2 separate regions of the Homo sapiens genome follow, and region 1 is linked to region 2. A link is an interaction called in ENCODE POLR2A ChIA-PET data of the cell type or tissue named here. Cell type or tissue: Caco-2. All regions are shown on one strand. Links, peaks and the distances in the headings refer to the core of each region. The heading gives the core; the rest is flanking DNA.

Region 1 (8,526 bases), core at 1,206-6,205, 210 kb after region 2:
TGGCCTCCACTCTGCGGTCCGGCTCCGCGGCCTCTGGGTCCCTGCTGGCTTTTCGGCTATTCGCATAGACTAGAAGAAGAACTGGATTTTCATAAGGCACTGCTATGCTGCTTTCCCTCACTAATCCATGTCCCTATGTCATAGAAGAGTTAAAAGAAATAACAAGAAAGAAGTTACAGACATGCAACCTGCCCCTTAGAAAGGGGCAGTTTCACACGAGGGAACTTGCTGAACTCCCTTCAGTACACACGAGGGAACTTGCTGACCGACTCACTGGTAGTTGCATGTTTAAGTTCACACTTTACTTCATTGGACAAAAGGATCTAAGGTCACTTTTGGAAATTCCCACAATAATGCAGATGAAGAAATCAAAGTTACATGAGGAAAAAAAGGGAGCAAGGTGAAATCAAGTCAAGGAAAAATTTAATACCATGAAATTAAGGACTGAATCTGCTTTTCTGATGAAAGGGTCCATCTTTCTAGGGGGTTATAAGACATATAATGTAAGGCTCCATATGAGAGCAAGGATAGGCTGATAATTTAGTTTTGGGCTTCCTAGCAGCCAAAGTAAAAGGAGAAAAATGGTCAATAGAAGGCAGGCACAAAGCATTTGCTCAGGGGTGGCGCAGTTCTTCCTGATGCTGGGTTCTCTATCAACCGTGGGTCCTGGAACAAAAACACTGGTGTGCCGCATTAACAATGTCATCATTAACATCCCTGCGCCAAAGGTAAGAGTTTCACTTAGCAATGCTAAATGAGTTGGACCTGAATCCTCTGCATCTTCTTAAGAAAAATACAGACCCACATGACAGCCTACGTTTTCTTCAGAATCTGTAAGTGCAGCTTATTGAGTTGGTGCCACACAGGCAACACCCTTAAGGGCCTCTCCTGAACAGACATGAATGCTCAGGACTTGGGCTGTGAACTGGACTGTTCACTCTTCCAGGCCCAAGCCCGTAGCACCAGCACCAGCAGAGCAGTTGGAGCAGCGGTGGCTCCACAGAGCAGAGCTGGGCCCTGACTGGAAGCAGAGGCCACTGAAATGTCTGCTAACCCTTTGCTTAGCAGAAAGAGTGGAGGAAACACCTCTGGAGAATAAATTGTACTTGTGTCAGCATAGGTGAGTAGACAGTGCAGGAGAGGGGCAAGATTCCATCAATATTTCTTTTTCTTTTTTTTTGTTTTTGAGATGGAGTCTTACTCCGTCACCCAGGCTGGAGTGCAGTTGTGCCATCTCAGCTCACTGCAACCTCCGTCTCCCTGGTTCAAGCGATTCTCCTGCCTCAGCCTCCTGAGTAGCTGGGAATACAGGCACCCGCCACCACGCCCGGCTAATTTTTGTATTTGTAGTAGAAATGGGGTTTCACCATGTTGGACCTTGGCCTCCCAAAGTGCTGGGATTACAGGCATAAGCCACCGCATCTGGCCAATTCCATCAATATTTCTGATGCCATTCTTGTTTTTGGTTTGGAAACAATTATTGATGGATCTTAATTTAAACCAACATAGTGTCATAATAATAGCTAATAGTTTTGGACACTCACCATGTGCCAGACACTTTGAAAGTGTTTAAAATATATTATCTAATTTTAACCCCAAAGCCCCGAGATAGAAAACACACACACTTGTGTGTGTGTGTGAAATGAGGAAATGAAGGCTTAGAGAAGAATTTGACACCGCACAGCTAGAAAACAGCAGTGCCAGGATTTTAACCCAGTACTGCGACCTGCAGGGCCCAGGGTCTTCACGAGCATAACATCCTGAGAAGAAAATCCTACTAGAAATCAGGAGGCCTGGAAGTGTTTGCTTCAGAGATCCAAACAAACTAGCTTTGTAAACTGTAACAAACTAGCTTTGCTATGTTCTCCTTCAGGGATTCATTTATGCCATGTTTTTGAACATGTATTGGGACTTCAAAATCCTTTATAGCCCCGACATTCAAATCAGCTTATTTATTCATTAGATCACAATGTATTGTGCCAGGACTGTGTTATGGGGAAATCAGGCGCAGTCAGTCTCTGATTTCTTAGAATCTACAATCTAAATGGGAAGATGGACACCGTGTAAGTAACTGGGAATGTCACATGCACAAAGAGGGCCAAGTTTAGGGTGCTACAGGAGAATATCAAAAACTTAGATTAGTCTGAGTTGGGAGCTAGGTCAGGGAAGGGCTCCCAGAGGAGGTGATATTTCAGCAGAGCCCTAAGGATAAGTAGCAGTTGGCTAGGCAGATGGGAGTTCGGGGTTGAGAAGAGGACGTACAAAAGCCCAGGGTAGCATAGAGTGTATTTATAGACCCGAAAGCTCAAGTGTCTGAAGCACAGGGAAAAAGGAGGCTGGAGAAGGCAGGGGCAGATCTCACTGGGCCCTGAAAACCCTTGATGACTCTGAACATTATCAGGACAGTGCCAATCCATACCATGGCTTTAAGCAGAAGAATAACAATCATCTAGGATCTGGCTATAATACAGAGGCTAAGCCAGAGGAAAGCAAGAGAGCAAATGAGTCAGGAGGCCCTGCAGATTATGACTAGGGCCAAGATGGTGACAGTGTGGACGGAAAGGCATGGATGGATTTGAGATGCTTGGGTGTCTAATTAATAGGCCATGGTGGAGATTTGATGTGGACATGGGGTTGGGGGAAGAGTCAAGGGTGACCCCTAGTTTTTGGTTTGAGCAAAAAGGTAAATGATGTAAATGATATTCCCATTTAGTGAAACAGAGCAGAGTGAAGTGAGTACAGGTGGGCAAGAATTATAATGACTTTAGCTATAAGGTATCTTTGAAAAGTACAAGTGATAATGTTGAATAGGCATCGGGAAGCACTGGCGATTAAATGAGAGTTGAGGCTATGGGAGTGGATAAAATCTAGGAAGAGAATATCGGTTGGAAGAGCACCAGAACAGAGCACTGAGGAGGAAGAACAGCCAGGAAGGTAGGAGGAAGAACAGCCAGGAAGGTAGGAGGAAAATCAGAAGTGTGTGCTGTAATGGAAGCCAAGAGAAGCAAGTACTTCAAAGATGAAGTGGTCAACGCTACAGAATATAGTAATGGGTGAAGTGAGATATGGCCTGAAAACTATCCGATGAATGTAATGACATGGACACCACCATGTCCTTAGGGAGAACAGGTCCGGTGGAGTCGTACAGCTGATTTGGACATGCAACCAATATACCAGGTATCACTGCCATTTGCTGGCCTGGCTTCTGGCACTTGCCATTGACATAAAATATATCCCGATTTCAGGTAAAGAAGCCAACAGGTAATTTTCATGGATGGTGCAGAGCTTCAGATATTTTAAACAAAGGGTCTGATCCTATAGCTAAGCCTCATAGTACAAAGCAGTGATTGACAAATGTTTAATGTCTTGAGAATTATTGAGTACCCCAGGAGTTTTTGTGTAGGTTATGTCTGTTGATATTTATTATATTAGAAATTAGAACTGGCTGGGTGCAGTGGCTCATGCCTGTAACCCCAGCACTTTGGGAGGCAGGGGCGGGTGGATCACTTGAGGTCAGGAGTTCGGGAACAGCCTGGCCAACATGGTGAAACCCCATCTCTACTAAAAATACAAAAGTTAGCCGGGTGTGGTGGCATGCGCCTGTAGTCCCAGCTACTGGGGAGGCTGAGGCAGGAGAATCACTTGAACCTGGGAGGTGGAGATTGCAGTGAGCCAAGATCATGCCCCTGCACTCCAGCCTGGGTGGGTGACAAGAGTGAAACTCTGTCTCAAAAAAAAAAAAAAAAGAAAAAAAAAGAAAAAGAAAAAAGAAATTATAACTGAGAAATATTACTCAATTTATTTAAAAAATAAAACAATTACATGTTAACATAAATAACATTTCTGATGAAAAACAAATATAGCAACAAGAGTAGTACCATCTTTCATTTTTGCAATTCTTTTTAATGTCTGGCTTGATAGCAGATAACCGGATTATCTTACCTGCTTCTGCATTCAATCTATTGTGATATGCTGTTTTGGCTGACACAGATATAGAAAACCTGGCCTCACACAGTTACGGAATTGAAAAAGAGAAGAATGTAAGAGCCATTTCAGGTAATTGTGAGTCTTCTCTGATACTGCACCCACACTTAAAAAAGGTTAGTTGTAATGTGGCATCCGAAACCATATCAATGAACTTCTCCATATTCTGTGACCTAAACTCCTCTGGTCCAGCTCCCATTTTGTAGGCATCTTTACCCATGCCTGATTTGTTACCACAACGCATTAACCATTCGAGAAATACCAGTTCCCACGGTTATGCAGATCCTCCAACTGTTGACACTTCGCACTTTACAATATCCAAAAATCACATCCACTAATATCATTATCTCATCAGAAATACATACACTGAAAAGCTGTCAAGCTCAATGACAAGCTCAATATAAGTTTTTCAAAATGTTCATTTTTGCTTAGATGTGTAATTTGTATCATTGGCAATAAATGCACAGAAGTGGTTTTCCTTGAAGTGGCTGGCTCACTCCGCTTAGTTTGAGAAAATGGCTGCCAGGTGACCAAGTCTGACTTATGTAGTTTGTCAGTGATTCTTTTAAGCAAAATGGTGTTCCTTGAAAAAAAAGTGGTAATTTACGTCACCAATTAAACAATTATACAAGTACTTTTCCTCAAGATCACCAATATCCTTTATATGCACATGTTTTCTGTGTACCAGGCTTCTGTGTTTTTTTTGGAAAAAAGGGGAGTGCACGGCAGTGAAGATGACATAGTGCCTGTTAGGACCGGCAGTGCCGTTGCCTTGATTCATGCCGAGGCTCCAGTGTGGTGTGCTGTGGTTTTTCTACAACCAGTGAATGTCAGCACAGTGAAAAGGGCAAATATTAGTATTATTATCAAAATCATGGTGACCTTGTGGACCATGGAAATAATCTTCAGGACCCCCAGGGACCCAAAGACCACACTCTACCAACTGCTGGTGCAGAGTAAGCACTGGCATCTAAGAAGGCAATTTCCTCATGGAGAAACTCTCCAGATGCCAAAAAAGGCAAAGATTTTCCCCTGGAAGTGTTTTATATCTTTAGTAAAGCTCTGTAATAAATACTTCAGAAGTTTAGTGCCAGAATCAAACTATTTAATTAAATGTTTAAAATAATACAATAATCAGTTCGATTTATTCCATCACAACGAATATCTTATTTACCTTGTGGACATATTTTAAAGATTAAATGAGATAAAAAAGCTCTATGCCAATTAAGGGCAGTTTTATATAAAACAGAATTAAAGTTTTCACAAATGTCAGCATTAGAAGAACGCTGAATGAACATCCAACCAAACCCTCTTATTTTATCAATGGAGAAATAAAGCTACCTGGAGACAGATTTTCATCAAATGATCATGTTCCCATTTTAGATATTTCATTCTGGCAGGAGTGTGGGGGATGAACAGGAGATGAAAATGAAGGCCCATGGCAACAACAAAGGTGAGACATGGGGGGCCACCTGATCTGTGCAGACAGGATGGGAAAGAGTGGAGGGGTACAAATATATTAAACTGGTGGGTCGGGCGTGGTGACTTACGCTTGTAATCCCAGTGCTCTGGGAGGCCGAGGTGGGTGGATAGCCTGAGATCAGGAGTTCGAGACCAGCCTGGCCAACGTGGTGAAACCCTGTCTCTACTAAAAATACCAAAAAAAAAAAAAAAAAAAAAAATTAGCTGGGCGTAGTGGTGCACACCTGTAGTCCCAGCTACTCCGGACACTAAGGCAGGAGAATCGCTTGAACCTGGGAGGCGGAGGTTGCAGTGAGCTGAGATCGTGCCACTGCACTCCAGCCTGGGCAACTGAGTGAGACTCTGTCTCAAAAAAAAAAAAAAGTGGTGATTGGATTTGTTGGTTGCACTGGGGAGAGGGTCCCAGGTTTTTGTCTTGTGCAACTAGGTATATCACAGTGTCTGTCACAAAAATAGTGGAATCTGGAGAAGAGACAGGTTTACTGGAGAAAGAATTGGTTGCATTTTGGATAGGTTAAGTGTGAAGTGCCTGTGGGACATGCAGGTATAGTTGGCGATATGGGTTTGTGAAGCATGGAGAGAGGAACAGGATGGAGCTCGAGTTGAGAGCCAGGAGCAGATACAGCAGGGGGAGCTGATCAGCCAGGGAGAAGTAGGGTCAAGAAACGCAGAGTGTTCAGGGAACGACAACACTCAGGCAGGCCTGTGAGCAGCACTGAAAACCAATAGGCATTTTGTTATTAGAAGGGAAACCAGGAGAAAGTAGTGGCACAGAAGCCAAAGAAATAAGAGGTTAGAGAGAGAGAGAGAGGGCGAGTGAATGTATGTTACAAAGTTCTAAATGTCCCAGAGGGAGGAGAGGGAGAATGAAAGGTTATCACAAAATATTAAATAACCTTAAGGGACCAAGCCAAATAATAAATGTATTGAGGGCAATTAGCCAAATGGAGGTCACTGGTGGCCTTGCTGAGGGGCAGATGGCAAAGTGGCAGTGGTGGTGGTGAGGATATGGTGCAAGGGCCCAGATGGTAAAAGAAAACACTGGCTTTGAGGGGGCTGAAGAAGGAATGGGGAGGACTTCTCTTTCAAGGAGGATGGCTGTGAATGAAACACAGTGGAGTTTACAGATACACAGACAGTCCTCGACTTACAATGGTTTGATTGATAACTTTTCAACTTTATGGTGGCACGAAAGCTATATGCATTCAGTAGAAACTGTACTTCAAGTACTCAGAAAACTGTTCTGTTTTCCACTTTCAGGCCGGTATTCAGCACATTACAAGACATTCAACACTTTATTATAAAATAGGCCCTGTGTTAGATGACTTTGCCCAACTGCAGGCTAATGTAAGTGTTCTGAGCATGTTTAAGGTAGGCCAGGCTAAGATGTGATGTTCAGCAGGTGAGGTGTATTAAAATGCATTTTAGACTTAGAATATTTTCAAATTATGATGAGTTTATTGGGATGTAACTCCATCCTAAGTCAAGGAGCATCTTTATAGGGTTCACAGAAGAGGCCAACTTATTTCTAGATGCTGGGATTCCTGAATATTTTAAACCTTCACTTGCCTTATTTCTAGGTAACTATATCCAGAGTACCCAGAATAGAGTAACGCTTTTTTGCCAACCAGCTCATGATATGAAAAGGAACTGCCTCCTTACGATGGTTGAACGGGTAAGGGAAGAAAGCTATTAGTACTCTTCCAGCCCATTCTGTACCTGCTCTTTTTCTAAGCTCTGCAGTCAAACCTACATGGGATCCCATAAAGACTTTGTCAACCAGCCAGCGGTGGAACTTGAGGCAACCTCTCTGAGCCAGAGTTAGCCTGTTGGTAAACGACAATGCCTGCCTTAGGAAGTTGTAAGAATAAGCAAGATAATGTGTTTAAAGTACCTGGGATACAGCAGGCATTTAATAAATGAGAATTTCCCTCCAGTCCAGCCTCATAATAAAGCAGAAACAACAAAAAACTCTGCATCTCTAAAAATGACCAGAAATCATGTTATTTTCAGAAGGCCTTGGTACTATTATCACCCAAATGCACCGAGGCCAGAAATGAGCAGAAAGCTATAGTTGAAATCAGAGGTTTCAAATAGTGACTCACGAGTGGGAAGCATGCTATTTGCAGATGTTTCTCTTGGACTCACACAAGTATTTAAGATTTTCAAAATTAGCTGCTAACATTTAAAAATAGGGAAGTTTCACATAAATAGATCCCCAACTTCTTTCACAAAACGACTGGCTTTGGAAGTATTGAACCTGTGGCCCTGGGTCTAAATCTTCATGAAACACATAGTACTTGCCTAGGAATCAGGGAACAGTTTCTAGCTGTAACATTAATTGAGCAAATTGCTTTTCTCTGGGTCTCTCTCTTTTTTTTTTTTTTTCAAAGTAAGAGTTATCACTGTTCTAAAACAATAGTTCATTTTTTAGGTAAACAAAGTAAATCCGAGGACAAAAACATGGTAAAACTTCTTGAAATCACACGATACATACAGGTAACCAGGTAGTAGAAGGCTTTCAAAATGGTGCAGAATATATAAATATTGGCTGCACAAAAGATTATCCAAACTACAGGTATCAATAAAAACACCATGATGATTCAGAAAGAGGAAAACCCTCTTAAAATGAACTACTGTATGCCTAAATACACAGGAAGGTTTAAGCTTCCCATTAGATGTGGCACATGCAGACTTGTCCCATACTCATCTGCTCTAGAAAGTTCCCCATTTCCACATTCTCATCTTGTGGTTTTTGAGGAGGTTGAGCATACCACGCCTCATCCGTGGAGGCTTTCTGCTTGGCTGGCTTCAGACAAAGTTACCATTAACTCCCCAACCTGCAAGAAAATGATTTGACACAAAGGATTCCAAAATGTCCTCCTCTCCCCCTACAAGCCTGCAAACAAATGGTACAGGAATGAGGCCAGAAAGGAATCCCCCGCCTACCAGGCCCCTGAATTCATTTACCTACCTCAGAGCCCATTCAGAGAAAGGGGTGGGACAGGGAACAAGAGATGCTTGGAGGCCAAGTGGAGTTTGGGGGTCGAGCGCCACATT
Region 2 (8,526 bases), core at 2,173-7,172:
TTGCAGTGAGCGGAGATCGCGCCACGGCACTCCAGCCTGGGCGACAGAGCGAGACTCCGTCTCAAAAAAAAAAAAAAAAAAAAAAAAAGGATTAGCTGTGCTTGGTGAGATCAGCCAGTCAGCCAGTTCCAAGATCAGCCCTTGTCGAGCTGAGCTCCTGGGAGGATCCTGTTCACAGAGTCTGTCGTACAGGCAACTAATATGTAGAGGAGCATTCCAATTCATCCATTTGGAGGGTGTAATTGGTCTTTCTTGGGGAGACAGACAAACTCATGTCCAGCCCATCATTTCCTTGTAGGCAAGCTCTCCAAGGAAGCTAAATGGAAGCAGCTTCTTGCCTGGAAAGCAGAGTCTCAGGGCAAGAAGGGGTAGCGAGGAGTATGCTTATATCAAGGGCATGATGTCCTAATGCCCCGATGGATCCGTCTCCATGTGGCACCTGCACCAAGGGCTGGACCGAGCTGTCTGCAGCCAGAGTCCTTCTCCTGCTCTGCAAACAATGCCATATTTCAGTGCTCTGCTTTCCCTTTTCTATGTTGCTTCCTGCCAAGTTACCTCCCTTATGTCTTTACATAAGCTCAGGCTCTTGATCTCACTTGCTTCTGGACTATGGCATCTTCTGGTCTTTGGGGCAGCCCCTATCTACCTGATGTCACCCCTTGTATATTGATGCTGCTGGTTTAGCTGTATGCAGCATGCACATTGTTTGCTCACCTCCCTACAGGACCTCTAACATCGTGAGGCATGTCGTGGTCTTGCTACTTCCTAATCCACACACCAGTTTGGTAGCTATAGGGAAAGGGCTGTACTTGTCAAAGTACAACTATAAGGAAAGGGCTGTACTTGTCAAAGCTCTTATTTAGAAACTGGCCTCTCACCTCTGCTGTTTATGAAGGGGATGTGGAGCACCATGTGAGAGGTAATTACTTCTTTCGCGAGGCAGGGATCTGTATCTGTTTCATTCACTGATGTGTCCCACGTGCCAGGACAGTACCTACCACAGAGCAGGCACTCAATTATATCTGTCAAATGAATAAAAGTCACTTCTCAGGATACCATCCTGCTTATCTCAGAATCAGGTCTTTGGTTGTTTGTAGGATGCAGCACACCTTGGTCTCCTACTGGATAAAGTGTTTTTGCCTGCAGTAGTGCATGCTCTCCACACTCTGGAATAGCTCTTTTGGGCTTGGCTTTCATTCTTATTCCTTTTCCTACACAGTCCACTGATGTCATAGACCCTGGCTAAAAGCAGAGTTCTGATCCATTCATTCATTTCTAAGCTTCAAATCTTTAGGTGACTTTCCATTGCTTTTGAAACAAGGTACACATTTCTCACTTGGGCAGTCAAGGCCTAGGATCTGCACCTGATCTAGTCTTTCAAACTCAGTCTCCGTGTGTTCCCCACAAATACTCGTGGTTTCATTTCGATTGCATTGCTCAATGTTTTCCAGACGTCTCTCTGAAACCTTCCTGTCTTTGTCCTCTTCTTCATATTGTGTCCTCTAGAATAATCTTCCCAACAAAATGATGTTTAGGAGGGGTCTTGAGCACTGTAAGTGATGTTTCTGCCTGCTGGGACTTCCAGCTTTTTTTTTTTTTTGAGACAGAGTTTCACTCTTGTTGCCCAGGCTGGAGTGCAATGGCATGATTTTGGCTCACTGCAACCTCCGGCTCCTGAGTTCAAGCAATTCTCCTGCCTCAGCCTCCTGAGTAGCTGGGATTACAGGCACCCACCACCATGCCCAGCTAATTTTTTGTATTTTCAGTAGAGGCGGGGTTTCACCATGTTGGCCAGGCTGTGAACTCCTGACCTCAGGTGATCTGCCTGCCTCGGCCTCTCAAAGTGCTAGGATTACAGGCGTGAAGCACCGTGCCTGGCCGACTCTAGCTTTTAAGACCTAGTCTGAGCTTGCAAGACCCATCGTGAACATCATTTTTTTCACAGAATTTCTTTTTTTCTTTTTTCTTTTTTTTTTTTTTTGAGATGGAGTCTCACTCTGTCGCCCAAGCTGGAGTGCAGTGGTGCCATCTCGGCTCACTGCAATCTCCGCCTCCCGGGTTACAGAATTTCTAACTAGCTCTCTACCTCTTCTTACCCTCTAGTATGTGCATTTGTACCTTGCTTTGTTTTCCTCAACTTTGTGCTTGTTTCTGTAATTCCCTCATTCATTCCTACCTCTGCATGCTTGAAAGTTCTTTGTGGATAAGGACTTGGTCCGAATTATATTTCCTTTCCCATCCCATGCACGTGGTCCTCTCTCAGGAAATAGTGCAAATGAGCAACTATTGCACCAAGTTAGCCATTCTCTAAACATAGGTACTACCTATGCACTTTACAATTCTTGCTTCTAATTTATTTCTGGGTTGCATGGACCTTACAAAAAGGAGTAGCCTTTTTGAAAAGATTGGTTTGAAAAAAAACAATTTCAAGCATCGTTTGAAAAGGCTGCGGGACCAAAAAGCCAGCACAGCTCAAGTCATTTTAAACATGCAATGATTCTCACTCTGAATACTCAGAGTGGAGACTCAAAGTGTGGCTCTTTGCAAGTTAATGTCACTCTGGCCATTCCTTACACTTTGATCATTCAAACAGAAGTCACATGTGGTTTCGTCTCAGCTCTAAGAAGGCCAAACATGAATTTCTCAAGCCTGTCCAAACAATCTCTCAGAAAAAAAGATAGAGGTTGGATCATTTGTTCATACAGTTTGATTAGCTAACACACATTTTATAGTACTTGAAGGGTTGTTGAAAAGGAGTTCCTGTCTTATCACTAGAAGGTGAATTCTTGAACCTGTAAAATAAACTAGTTAGTTTGCATGTCTTTATATTCCTTCCATGCATTTAGATATACCTATTTCCAGACAGGTTTTCAGAATGCATTTGGGAAGCCTGTGATTAAAGGATATTTTCTGGTATGGTATGAAGGCTGAGTCTCTTGACAATAACTTTCAGAAAAAGAATAAAATCTATTTTACATCAGCTGAATGTCTCTAATTGGGTCTTGAAGACCAAACAGTTCCCTTCAATGCAGCTGGGGCTTTGGGTAGCCCCAAACCAATTAACTCAAATTATATAATTTTCTTCCCATCCCTACCCCCAAAGCTTGACTTGCTTATTTAGTAAAGAGGAGGATTAGCGCAAGCACTAAGGAGCTGTTCTCTGGCTGCCTGGCACAATATGTGAACTTACTTCTGGGCCAGCCAGAAGCATCCTGGCTGGGAAGAAAGGAAAAGGGGAAGCTGAAGTGAAGCCGTCTCCTTGGTGTGACTCTCCTCTTTCTTGGGATACAATGGAACTCAGCAGAAATATATTACTGGATTACCAGGCAGCAGAAAGCATGCTGGCCTTTAAATGGGAACAAGCAATCTTTAGCCCTCCTAAACCTCTAAAAATGTGCAGGAGCTAATTAAGGCAACAACATCATGAGGTGATCAGAGAAGAGCAGAGAAATGTGAACGGTTAGGGGGAATCTGAACAGGTGTGTATGTGCGGTGTGTCTAAAGGAGCAAAAAGCTTTACTATGAATAGATTTCATCTTTCTTCTGTTTCCAAATGATTTGTTAAGCCTGGGGTGAGCATTGAACAAATAACAAAATTATGTAACAATTCCAAATGTATATTTTCCAAATTAAAAAAAAGCAATAATTTTAAAAGGCAGAATGACACCCTGCATTGCAACTGTATCAGAAATATGCTTAGTAACCTTTATTACAAGGCAGCTTAATTTTTTTTCTATTTTATATAGAGTACTGTCTTTTGTGATCCTTGTAACAAGATACTAAATACCTGATTTGATAATTGTGACATATAGGTGAATTTAAAATAGTTTAGTTCTAATAAGAAAGAATAATTAATGATACCTTCAGGTGGGCAGGTTTTTTCAGGGGAGCATTTTTTCATATTTATTGGACAGTGAAATCTCAGCTTCTAAGTGCTGACCTTTTATGTGCCAACAAGAGAAAGCAAATAGTAGACATGCCTCAATGTCTCCCTTCTTTTCTAAGCTTATAAAATATGGTACTTAACTTGCCGTGGTATTTTCTCACACATTCCTTTCTGAGGGGACCCTGCCCTGGATACCAGTAGAATGGTTTTATACAACAGGCTTCCCTGATGTTCTAGGTCCTGGGAGTTATCTTCTAAGCTTGAGTTTTTTGCTCATATGTCTGTCAAAAAGGAAAATCCAGTGAAATTAAAGTTCGTCAGGAAGCTACAAGTCTGTTTTCTTACAGCTCCCATGGGCAAAGTAGCATTATATCTTCTGTTGATGTCACCATTTCTCTGGGAGATTCTAGAAATTTGTTCATTGGTTTCCTTCAGAATCTACTGACTACCAATGTAAACTCACAGCTGGAGAGCCACATCCCTTGTCCTTTTGGACCATGGTACCTATGACCAAGGCTTAGGCCTTTTCTGTTGAGTCTCTGTCTTTGGGGAGGGGGATAAGTTCTTAAATTCAGGGCCAGAGTTCCAGGAAAGGTATTCAAGTAAGACACAGAGCAAGGCTACCAATTAAAATAAAGACAATAGACTTTCAAGTTCAAATTCTGAGAAGAATATTAAAAATTATTTAGTCTACACTGTGATTTTAAAGAGAGAACCATGGTAGCCCAGGAGGGAGGTTGACTTGTTCAAGGTCACATGGTGGCTTAGTGGTACTGCCTGACCAGAACTTGGTTCTCCTGATGCAATTGAAGAGCAATCTCTGGCTGTCAATGCTGATCACATCTCAATCATAGAAACATCTCCTTTATTTTTCTGACTTTATAGATTGCTAATGGCAGGAGAACACTATGACTTACAAGTTGAGCTTTCACCTTGCTGGCCCTGGCTGGGCAGACTTGGCATCTGTGGTTGAGGCTTTAAGGTGGAAAAACAGGGCATTACCAGTGCTTCTTTTCATTGAATGTACATTTGAGAGATGCATTAATTAACGTAAAATTGCTACCTCTAGCTCTGAGCCTTAGCTGGCGCTCCACTTTGTACTGTTCACCAAAATCAAAGCACCGCTATGGTTTATTTTTTAGATATCTTGAAAAGGATAATGTTTGACCATTCCTCTCCTTGGCTTTACCTCCATGTGCTGTGTGTAATGATCCAGAGAGAATCAATTGGACACTGCATTTTAAAGATAAGGATTGGGATTTTACTTCTGGGTAACCTGGTGACCCCAATCAATCTCTGTCTTACGAACTCTCTGAAGATTTGATGCTCCAGTCCGCAATTAAGTCCCAGCTTCCAAGAATGGCAACAGATGTTGCAATCCAAACACCTTTATTAACTATTTATCTTCAAATATATATCAACGATCTCTTGGCCAACAGAAAGAGTGGCCTGCCCCTTAAATGGAAAATCACACTCTTTCATCTTCAAGCTATTTTACTTTATAGTCCTTTTGAGAAGATAAAAAGAGATCTATTAAGAAAGTAGCTGACAATATATAATTGCTTTCAAAATTTGCCTTTTCTAAAAGTAGTTTTTATCTATACATTGAAAATATTGCTATTAAGTTGTATACCTCAACTATACAAAACATCAAATGGTATTTAGGGTAAGCAGATAACATAAAGTTATCTTTAATAGTGAAGATTTCAATGTTTGGTTTCCTTTGTTTTCATATAAAACTTGCTGATTACATTTCATTTGCCAGACTTTGGCCTTGTTTGAACCAGAGCTTCAACACCATAAAAAATAATCCTTGCCACCTACTTGCCTTACAAGAATGTCATGAGGATTATAAATGATGGTGGAGTAATTTAAACACAGAATGAAACACAAGGCCAAAATATTTTAAGCAAGACCCTGTGTAATCCTTTGTAATTGAACTCATCAAGGTTTCATTCTACAGCTGAGCCCTTGCCTGAAGTTTATTGAGGTTATTCTACCGAGAAAAAAATAAACTATCGTGAGGTCAAAGAGCCTTCTTCTTCCTTGATTTAACTCACTGGCTAAATTTGCTGAATTCCTCTCACACAGGTAGGAGAAGTGGGCAGTTTTTTGCTTCAAGGGCAGGGGTGAATTCACATGAAGATAATGAAGTTTAAGCTTCCAAGTGTTCTCAATGCCATTTGTCTTCATAAAATTTGCAAAAATCAGATATTTTAATCACAATTAGTTAAGAATGCGATTTTTACTCTGATTTTCCTTCCATCATACCCAAGGGCTGTCAAGTGGGGTGAAAGTGGCCCCAGGGCAACTGTGCACTCTAGCTAAGGGAACCTTGAGTAGGGGGTGCTTTAGTTTGGACTTCATGAAATATGAAGCATGCAATACTTCATAAGTCCAAACTAAAGCATGCCCTACTCAAGCTTCCCTTAGGTAGAGCCGTCTTTTGCTGTCCATCTGCGTACAATCACATTATTTCTAGCCTTGCTGATGTAGAAATGACTTCCAGGAACATGCCCACACTGTGCCGACTCACCTGCTGTCATGGCACAGAGATACAGACCAGACAGAGAGCCCGTCAAGAATTAAACTAAACACTGGAGGTCTGTGGGTAATGGAGAAGAAGAAAGGTTTGCAAGGACTTAGAAACCAACCCGTACAAAAAAGTGTCTAAGTATCACGTGTACACAGTTGTAAAGGCATGAATTCATTTCATTGATGTCTGGTCGAAGGAAAGTTCTCCCCTCTCAGGATTATACTTCATAAAGCATGGTTTATAATGTACATGTACTATGTTTTTTCTTCTTTTTAAATGCAAATTGTGTAAAATAGAAATCATGAGAATTCCTGTGTTTCTAGAAACAGACGTATAGGAGTGCTATAAAAAACAAGCATATCTAGTGAGAAATCAAGAATTGTATGGACCCCAACTTTCAATAATAATGTAACAAACTCCAGTCAACCCTGCTAGTAGAATGAGTGAATTATCTTTCTATTATCTCTATTGAAAATAATATAGCAAAATCATTGTCATATTAAGCAGCAATCAAAAAGTAGTAAAAAATGTAGATTAAAAAAGTATTACAGGTGTACATGAAACATGAATTACTAAAAATACTGTTTTTAAAAAAATTTTAATATGTTTATGGTATTTCCCAGTTTTCTGAATAAATATCCATATTAATATCTATTTTTTATCTATAACCTTTTATATTCTTTTTCTCACAAAAGGTCCATAAAATTTCATGTGTTTTAGCCCTCACATATTTTGCATCTGCTGTGGGGTAGGGGTGGGAATGTCAGGTGTCAAAGCTCAGTCCTTCCTTAAAGATTATTTGATTCAGAGAAGACCTTGGAGGCCAAGTACATCTCTGCTTCTTGCCTCCCTCCACCCCCTTCCCATTATGTTTAAGAAAATGCAGGCTTTGAAGTGAAGCTGTGCTTATGATTACACAGCCTGTGCTTGGTGGAAATTGGACAAATCCATGCATTAAGAATGGATTCTAGGATCTGCTGGTCAGAGAGACCAGCAGCAAAAGGACTGAAGCAGAAGCTGAAAGATCCAGGTGTCAGTCTTGACTGCCACTGGCTGATGTGTGACCTTGAAGAACAAACTTCCTCCACTGGGCCTTGACTCCCCATTTGTGCATGCAAGAAGGAGCCACCTTCCTATATTGGAAGTTATGGGAAGCCTCTGTGACAAAGGGAAGTCTGAGCAGAGGCTCAAAGGAAACCAGAGAGAGTCACTTGTATGCCCAGGCCTTTCTGTGAAGAGGAGAGTGTGTGTGGCATCTTGGTGGACTGGCAGGGAGGCCAGCATGCTCAGCTGGGTGGGCGAGGAGGGCAGAAGTAGGCCAAGTAGACGAGGCCAGAGAGCCAGTGCAGGCTATGGCAAGGGATTTTGCTCATAGGGAGAGGGGAGCCATTGGACCTGATGAACCTGGAGTGAGATGACCTGAAAGATATTTAAAAATGATCACTGGTGCTGCTGTGTGGAGTGAGGGTGGAGGCTTGATAAAAGGTGGCTGCAGGCCTGGTGCGTGGCTCATGCCTGTAATCCCAGCACTTTGGGAGGCGGAGGCAGGCAGATCGCTTGAGCCCAAGAGTTTGAGACCAGCCTGGGCAACAAAGTGAGACCCCATCTCTACAAAAAATACAAAAATTAGCCGGACGTAAGTGGTGTGTGCCTGTAGTTCCAGCCACTTGAGAGGCTGAGGCAGGAGGATTGCTTCAGCCTGGGAGGTTGAGGCTGTAGTGAGCCACTACACTCCAGCCTGGACGACAGAGCGAGACCCTATCTCTAAAAAATATTAAAAAGCCAGTGGAGAAAGTGCCTACGATCACCTCCAGCACAAGGCATAACGTGGCAAGTGCCTAAAAAGAAGCAGAGGGAAGTGGTGCTGGCCGGAAAGAATGAGCCGGACATTATCAAGCAGAGATGGCAGGCAGAAGGCGTGACAGTTTTGCAGAGGAAATGGCATAAACAAAGATATGTGTGAGAAAAATGAAGGCCTTGCTCACGGAAACAGTGCTGTGAAGTGACTGAGAGTGAGGATTCTGTGCCCTTAGAAGAGTTATTCAAACTTCCCATCCCTTAGTCTTCACTGTAAGTGGGGGCCGTTATCCTCATCTGCCTGGGA

What was found. Peaks named below come from ENCODE experiments on the same cell type or tissue, not always from the same donor. Only the 100,000 strongest peaks of a DNase experiment are listed, where the experiment ranks them.
Region 1: POLR2A ChIA-PET joins it to region 2 with 14 read pairs; 3 of 35 experiments call an interaction of 5 or more read pairs at or near these places.

The regions. Positions count from the first base shown.
Region 1 is chr3:193,702,207-193,710,732 of GRCh38, reverse strand. No RefSeq gene overlaps it. Among named protein-coding and RNA genes, the nearest start is that of OPA1-AS1, 79 kb to the right of the region's middle. RefSeq lists an enhancer at 1-523. In Caco-2, for the core only: no CTCF peak of the experiment used is centred there; no DNase peak of the experiment used is centred there.
Region 2 is chr3:193,911,965-193,920,490 of GRCh38, reverse strand. No RefSeq gene overlaps it. Among named protein-coding and RNA genes, the nearest start is that of LINC02038, 72 kb to the right of the region's middle. In Caco-2, for the core only: no CTCF peak of the experiment used is centred there; a DNase peak (open chromatin) is centred at 5,230.